2 separate regions of the Homo sapiens genome follow, and region 2 is linked to region 1. A link is an interaction called in ENCODE POLR2A ChIA-PET data of the cell type or tissue named here. Cell type or tissue: IMR-90. All regions are shown on one strand.

Region 1 (4,000 bases):
TTACAAATAGTGCCATTCCACCTGGATTCATTTATTTGTTGAAATACTTCTGTGAGGAGAAACTTGACTTCATCTGTTTGGTTGATTCTTTCTCTTTATTACTGGTTTTCAGAATAAAGAGTTGGTTATCTAGCATTCTCCAAAGATGACCAATTTTTTTTTAATGTCAGAAACTGCAGCCTTTAAACTAGTTACTATTTTTTAATCCATTGCAGTTACCATTCTTATTGATGCTTAAATTGTTACATCTTTGGCCAGTGCAAGCCTTTTCAAGTTGGCTCCCAAGTCCCTTTGAGACAGTCTGGTTATTAGTCTTTGATGGCTTCCTTACTAACCATCCTTACTAGGTGGTATGGCAGTAGGTTCCAGGGGTTGTTCTGTATGGATTAACTTATTCTCACAAGAACCCTGTGAAATAATACTTTTGTTATCCCCATTTTATGGGTGAAGAGAGGAACCTGAGAGATTGTGACTTACCTGTATACCTCTCTAGAAGAAGTACAGGGATGCAAATTCAACTACTCATTCTAGTGCTCTTTTCACTTTTCCAATCTGATGCCTCTTAAAATTACTTCTGTTTCATTTTTTTAAGTAACTTGATTGACTAGCTAAAATTCATCCTACTCAGTCACTGAAGATTAGTTATTAACTTATTAAACATGAATTTCAAGGATTGCCTAACAGTAGGATGAAGATAATAGAATAGTATTCTCAGAATTATTCTTTCAAGTATTCCAGTCATTCGTCTTTTCTACAATCCTGCAAAAATACAAAATTTGATGAAATATTTAAGTAGTTAAGGAAAGAACAGCAAAAGTGAAGTGTTTCCTTTGTTTCTTGAAATAAAGTCTCTCCAACTATGAGTAACTGTAGTTACATTTGGTTTTTTTAGGAAAATGGGAATTTGAATCTGGTGCTATTTTAAAATTGAAAGGGGCTCATTTTGTTATGTAATATCCATTTATTGTATATATCGTATGTCAGGCATTGGGTGTACAAGGTTGAAGACCACAATCCTTGCTCATAGTCAAGGAGATTCTAGGGTATCCACGCAGAGGAAATAACATGGCATGGTTTATGGCAGAGTATAATGCCTTTGGGACCAGTATAACTAGATCAGTGCAGTTTTTTTAATGCATAAATGACCTCAGGGTCAGTAGTGAGAGTTGGAGAGATAGATATGAATTGGATTATTAGCGTGCCTTATATGTTTTACTAAGGAGCTGTCCTTTAAGCAATTCTAAACTGTTGTAGGATTAAGTAGACAGGAAAATAATCAGATTTTTAGAAGTATCTCTTAGAGAAATACAAAGATAGATTATAGGTGGGTTGGAATGGAGGCAGAGATCTGGTGAAGCTGTTGCCAAAATCTGAGCAAGATATAGTGAAGACCTGAATTAAGGCAGTGACAGTTAAGAATGGAGAGAAAAAACAGGATGTGAATTTGAGAGAGATTTAACTTGTAGAATCAATAAAAGCGAATGACTGGATAAAGGTATCTTGGGCTTCTGGGTGGCGTAACTGAAGGATCCCTTGCTCTTCACTAAGATCCAGAATACTAAAGCAAGAGCAGATGTTTGTGGGTAGATAATGAGTTTGAGGTGTCCCTTGGGTAGTTGTATATATTTATGAAAGCCATCAGAACGTAAGTAGTATTTAAAGTGGTAGATATGGATGATGTAATTTAGGAGACCTGATTCCAGAGTAAGAGGAGAGTACTAGAACAAAACTCTTAGAAACACTAACACTTAAATGCTGCCATCTCCTATCCCCAAGCCAAGTAGGATTTTGACCATAAATTAGCGAGCAGCATTGTTAGGACCACTGCTTGTCCTATCTCAGTATAGAGATGCCCGTCCATGTATTCCTCATACTTATTAGCTCCCTTTTACTAATCACAGCTATTCCTATCTCAGTTGGCAATACCTGTGAATCAAGGGGAAAAGTCACATTTGACTTTGTGACAACCGCCAGAAGTCCTTTCCAAGCCAAAGCATGGATTATCGAGGATCCTTCAGAAGACTGTTGGATCTTTCGACAACTGATACTTTCTGCTCTGTTAGCTCTTTCTGTCTTCACTACTCTAACTAGCTTAGATTCCATGGCCTTCCATTTCTATATCTCTTGCCAATATGCTAAACTTCCTTGTTTTTGTGTCACATTTGCCTGAAAAAACCCCAAGCCTTTGTAAGCCCAACTGTCTGTGTAGATATTGCTTGAGAAAGATCACACATTATGGAAGAGGGGATAATACCTCTCTAAATTCTTGATCACCAACCTCAGGTCTCAATGTTGCCTGGTAATCCTGTGAAATTTCTACTTTCAACTTATTCTCCTGCTTTCTATAGCAGTAATTTTAAACCTTTATTCTCTTCAAATCTCAAATTTATCTGTTCTTACTTTTAGCAGATGGCCTTGACTGCTACTTCCAAGACAAAAAAGGGCTGAGCGCAGTGGCTCACATCTGTAATCCCAGCACTTTGGGAGGCTGAGGTGGGCGGATCACCTGAGGTCAGAGACCAGCCTGGCCAACATGGTGAAACCCATCTCCACTAAAAATACAAAAATTAGATGGGCGTGGTAGTGCACACCTGTAGTCCCAGTTACTCGGGAGGCTGAGACATGAGAATTGCTTGAACCCCATAGGCAGAGGTTGCAGTGAGCTGAGATCGCACCACTGGACTCCAGCCTGGGTGACAGAGCAAGACTCTGTCTCAAAAAAAAAAAAAAAAAACCAAAGAGAAAATAAAATCCCTTATTGCAATTCCTTCAACTTCCCTCCACCAAATCTATTTTTTTTCTCCCTCTATCCACCTTTTCCTCTTTTTACCTGACTCAGGATCTTATAACCTCCTGCCTTTTCAGGGCGCATGTGCTGTTGATTATTCTAGCTGTACTCCGTTCCCCAGTCTTCACCTTCTCATCCACATTTAAGTAACTCAAAGTTTATTTTTTCTTGAAACAGTAATAACAACAACAACAAAACTACTTTAATCCCACATTTCACTTCAGCTACCACTCTCCTCCCCTTTACAAACTATTCGCCAATCTGGTTTCTGTTTTCTTTATTTTATCAAATAAGTTAAGGTCATTAATCATCTCAGTAAATCCAGTGAACACTTACTGTTCTTTATGAAAAATGCTAACAAAGAAAAAAAGAAGTGATGTGAACCCTACCAGCTGGAGTCATCAAAAGTCAGAACTTGTTATTGTCCATCTCCTTTTTCCTTTTTTTAAATCACTGATGTATTTGAGAGCAAATCCCAAGCGTGTCATTTCATGCTTACTTTACTATACTTCTCTCTTTAAAAATGTGTACCTCATTCCAACCCACAATAATTCCTTGGTACTATCTAATACCCCATCTATAACCAGAGTTCCCTATTTGTCTCAAAAGCGTTTTCTTATTTGGTTTGTTTGAATCATGATCCAAACAAGGACCACACATTCATTTTCTTGTCATGTCCCTTAAGTTCTTTTTAGTGTAGAGAATTCCCCATTCTGTTTTTTCCCTCATGAATTTTCCAGTTGTCTTGTTAAATGCCCCCCATTCTGTATTTTTCTTCTGCTTCCTTGTAATATTATTTAACTTTATCTCTCATAATTGTGGTAAATAAAGTTTGCTTTAGGGACTTGACGTTTGCTTTTTTGGTAAGAACATTTTGCAAGTGGTGCTGTGTGCTTCATATCACGTCACGTTGAGAGGCTATCTCACTTTTGGTGATGCTAAGATTGATCAGTAGGTTCAGATGGTGACAGCGTATCTTTATCTTACTACTTTAACCTAATGGTTTCATTCCTTGATGATCATTGCCTCAATCAGTTATCTTATTAGGAGTTGCAAAATGGTGATTTTCTAATTTCCTCCCTATCACACTGAAATTTCTTCTGTAAAAGGAACTTTTTCTTCATCCTCCAAGACTGCTTGATCACCCTGATGTACAGTTTGTATAGTAAAGGCAAGATAATTTTTTTTCTTTTTAATGGACAATTTTTGTAA
Region 2 (4,000 bases), 130 kb after region 1:
TCTAGTGCCAATTTTCACATGCTAAATGAACAAAAGTAAATAAAATGACAAGAGGATTGTGAAACAGATACATCTACATACTGATAGCCCAATCTTTCTGGCAAGCAATCTGTCAAAATGTTACAGAAGATACAGAAACGTTTTTTAACCTTTGTCCCTACAGTTTCAAAGATGGGAAATACCCCAAGAGAGTAAAATCTTTTTTAAAATAGTAAGATCACTGTTGTATTACTGAGACATTATTGGAAACAACTCAAATACACAGAACTGAGAATGAAGAGGCTAGAAATATGAGAACATTTTACAAATATATAAACTACGTAGACACAAGGAAATGTTCAAGTAAAATAAGATTAAAGACTGGTGACAAGGGGCAGATGTATACACAGGGGTGTGTGTGTGTGTGTATATATAAATCTCATGTTATTCCCTTAGTTAAAATTCTGCAGTGTCTCCTCCCCACATAGAGATTCACAAGGCACTTCATCGTCTTGTTCCTGCCACATTTCTAGACCAATTTCTCACCACTCCATTATTCACTCTACCGTCCACCCTTGCTAAAGTACTTGCAGGTTCTCAAATTTGGCATACCTTCTCCTGCCTCTTGCTTAGAATATTCCCCCAACTTCTTCTTGTAACAAATTCCAGCCAATTCTCCTTTTCAGACCTAACTCAGACAGCTGCGTCTGAACCCATCAGCCAGGGTTGTGCACTTCTCTGTACCTCCAATTATTCTGTACAATCCTTTATCATACCACTTCTTCTATAATAAGTGTTAATGTACATGCTGTTTTCCCCCACTGAACTGTGAACTCTCTGAGGAAATCATTGTTCACATATGTGACCTCAGAGTCTAGAACCATAAGAATAAAAGTTTGGTGGATGAAATGAATGATAAACAGTAAATGAAGATTTTTAAGAATGTGGATTTTTTCTTGTAAAATTACTTACATATGCAATTTTAAAGTGACATTTTAAATAAGTATGGATATTTTAAGTATAAACATGTTTTCTTTTCAGGATAATTTTTCTCCAGGTTAGTCAGCAGCTTCTTAATGGCTATTGTTACATATCCTCAGACTACAAGCTGACTTGCCTAAAGTCACCAAGCAAAAATGTTGCTATTGTCAACATTTTGCAAAAGTTGTCCTTTACATCATGTCCTTAACATGCTCTCTCAAAACTGTTTATTCACAAACCTAACCCAGTCCTTAAGTTTTACATGAGAAATATAAACCAAGAAGCCAGATAATAAGATTAGCAAAGGAAGAACTTGGTCCTTTCTCTTAGTGACTTAGATGCAGACAGGATATAAAACCTCCCACAGCTAGGATTTGCCTGCATGTAACTCACCATGTTGTATTTAGGAAGGAAGGAATGACTCCCTGCGTGGGGAGAGGAGAGGGAAAAAGAAAAATCAGAATATTCTCTTGGGGCTTCTAAGACTTTCAAGAAATAAACCCCTTTCTAGTCAGTTTAATACTAACAACAGCTGCCGAGAGGAGGGGAAATCCACACTGTGAGAAATTCAAACAGGCCTGGAGGTTTCTTTATGAGAGAAACTTCTCCTCTCACAAGTAAAAAGGGAAGGCTCTTACCGTCCCTGCCACAGAGTCAGTCACACTGGATAATTAAACAGAACACCTCGATTCCACAACCAAAAAGATTCAAGAGGGAGGCTGGGCCACACTTGTGAAAACTAAGAATTCCGCTTTGTAAAGTTCTTTGGGGTTACATTAGCATTTGGATCCCCTACGGACACAGAACTGGAATTTTTCAAGGCACAGGAAGTTAAAATTCTTGTCCAAAAAGGAATTGGTAACTGTTGATTTCAACTCTAGATCATCTTTGGCTCCATTCCCAGGGCTGTGAGAAACGCCTGCAACATCCTCTCATCAGGTTTCTGTTTCTCCTAAAAGCCTTGTCTAGCCATAAATGCAACGATCAATGGGATTTTCTCCTTCCCGCTGCCTGCTTCCTGAGAGAATGTGGTTGCTCTCAGACTTTGCATGACAAGTTCCTAAACGAAGCCCAGGAAACTAGTGTCTGGACAGGCCTGAGCTGGGCGCAGCGGCCCCAGCCTGCTCAGAGGGGCGGGGCCCTACCCTACCATGGCAGAACAGTTTCACCACGAAGTAGGGTCAGGCGAGAGAAGCCCTCCCATTCCGCTTGCTATCTCAGAAAATTAGCCCCTTTTTGGGTAACAAATAAGATCTGGCCTCAGTGACTCCCAACTGACCCCAACACCTCCTTTCTCTTATCCGAAGGGCCTCTTTCCCAGTCACTGAAGCCCACGGCCCAGGGTTACCCCTAAGCCCAGTGCCCTGGCCCTTCTGGGGCCGTCGTTCCCTGCTGGCCTCACCCAAGCCTCGTGTGAAACCTGCAAAACGGGCCTCTTCGCTCATGGCCACCGCCGCTGAGAACCTTCCCACCCATCCCCAAAAGCACGGCCATCTCGGCTGGGGAGGCTGCGGGCCGCTCAGGGGACAGAGAGGAGAGATCCTGAAGGCACAACCCCTACCTTTTGCCCCCAAAGTGCTTCTCTTCGCCTCCGGCTGGATCAGCACTGGCAGCAAACGTACCCAGCGGCAACACGAGCAGCACGAGCGAGCGTCGAGACCTCCGGGTATAACCTCCTCACTGAAGAAGGTTCTGGAAGACCAGTTGGCTGGGCATGCGCAGTACACGCACCTTGGGCCCGGCTGAGGTCGCTGCGTGTGAGGCCCCTGGAGCCAGGCAGCCCTTTACAGACCCTATCCAACTTCCAGACCTGCCGAGCCAGCTCCCAGCTCCTTCCCTCATGCGTGTGCGCTTACTGGGTGCTAGGCACTGTGTTTAGCACCATGCTCAGACGGGGAGCGTCGCAGGCCTTCCTTGCCTAGTGGTGGAAGGAAATGTTAACCATAGGGTTGCAGGGAAACGTAGCGTTGCTGCGGACACGGGCTCAGCAAGGCCTCTGCAAGTGTGCGGTGAGAGCCCCTCTGGGGTTCAGGAAAGTCTTCCCAGGGAAATGATGCTGGCCTGGGTAACTATGGTGAGTAACTACTATGCAGGAGGGCAGGAATGAGGAGCATGCACAGTCGCTCCAGGCAGAAGAATGGCATGAGCAAAAACAGTGCCATGGGAAGGAGCATTGTCCCCTTTGAAAACTGAGAGAAGGGCCGGGTGCAGTGGCTCACGCCTGCAATTGCAGCACTTTGGGAGGGCGGGCAGATCACTTGAGGTCAGGAGTTCGAGACCGGCCTGGGCAACGTGGTGAAACCCGGTCTCTACTAAAAATACAGAAATTAGCCTGGCATGGTGGTGGATGCCTGTAATCCCAGCTACTTGGGAGGCTGAGGCAGGAGAATCGCTTGAGCCTGGGAGACGAAAGTTGCCGTGAGCTGAGATTGCACCATTGCACTCTAGCCTGGGCAAAAAAAAAAAACGGTCTCAAAAAGAAAGAAAAGAAAAGAAAAGAAGAGGGGAGGGGAAGGAGAAGGAGAAAAGAAAAGAAAACTGAGAGAAGACAAAGTGATGGGAGCAGAGAGCTGTGTAAGAAGAGGCTAGAAAGGTGGGTAGCACCAACAGTGCTGGGCCTTAGTTCTTATCCTAAGAAATTTCCATCCTCCTTTCTTTGCTGGAAAGAACAGCCACTAGCCCTGTGAGGCTTTGCAGTTGACAATCCGTCCTTGGCATTAATTTTAACACCCTGTGAGGTCTAATAATTTTCTTAAATGAGGGAGATGAAGCTCACAAAAATTAAGTATTTTGCACACAGTCATTAAGTGGTAAAGCAGGAACGTGAACCTATTTGCACTCTATGCATTGCCACAGTCAGTACCAAAATTAAGCATGAGCAAATGGATAAGCTGTATCAATGGTCACCACATGTTTTATTCAAAAAGAATTCTGTAATTCCATTTAAGTATTAATAATCTGTATAGAAGTCAGTCAAAAAATGTGCACCATGTGACATGAAATGCTAATATCCATTTTCCTCCAATTCTACAGCATGCAT

The links. ChIA-PET counts read pairs that join two places held together with the same protein. Peaks named below come from ENCODE experiments on the same cell type or tissue, not always from the same donor. Only the 100,000 strongest peaks of a DNase experiment are listed, where the experiment ranks them.
Region 2: POLR2A ChIA-PET joins it to region 1 with 11 read pairs; 2 of 35 experiments call an interaction of 5 or more read pairs at or near these places.

The regions. Positions count from the first base shown.
Region 1 is chr4:76,139,020-76,143,019 of GRCh38, reverse strand. All of the region lies in intron 3 of NUP54 (nucleoporin 54), which reads left to right. Among named protein-coding and RNA genes, the nearest start is that of NUP54, 7.4 kb to the left of the region's middle. In IMR-90, no CTCF peak of the experiment used is centred here; no DNase peak of the experiment used is centred here.
Region 2 is chr4:76,009,842-76,013,841 of GRCh38, reverse strand. It overlaps a transcript of ART3 not described here. Among named protein-coding and RNA genes, the nearest start is that of CXCL9, 4.3 kb to the right of the region's middle. RefSeq lists enhancers at 237-356, 1,731-1,790, 2,078-2,722. In IMR-90, no CTCF peak of the experiment used is centred here; DNase peaks (open chromatin) are centred at 1,141 and 1,861; H3K4me3 peaks cover 603 bases; H3K27ac peaks cover 2,524 bases.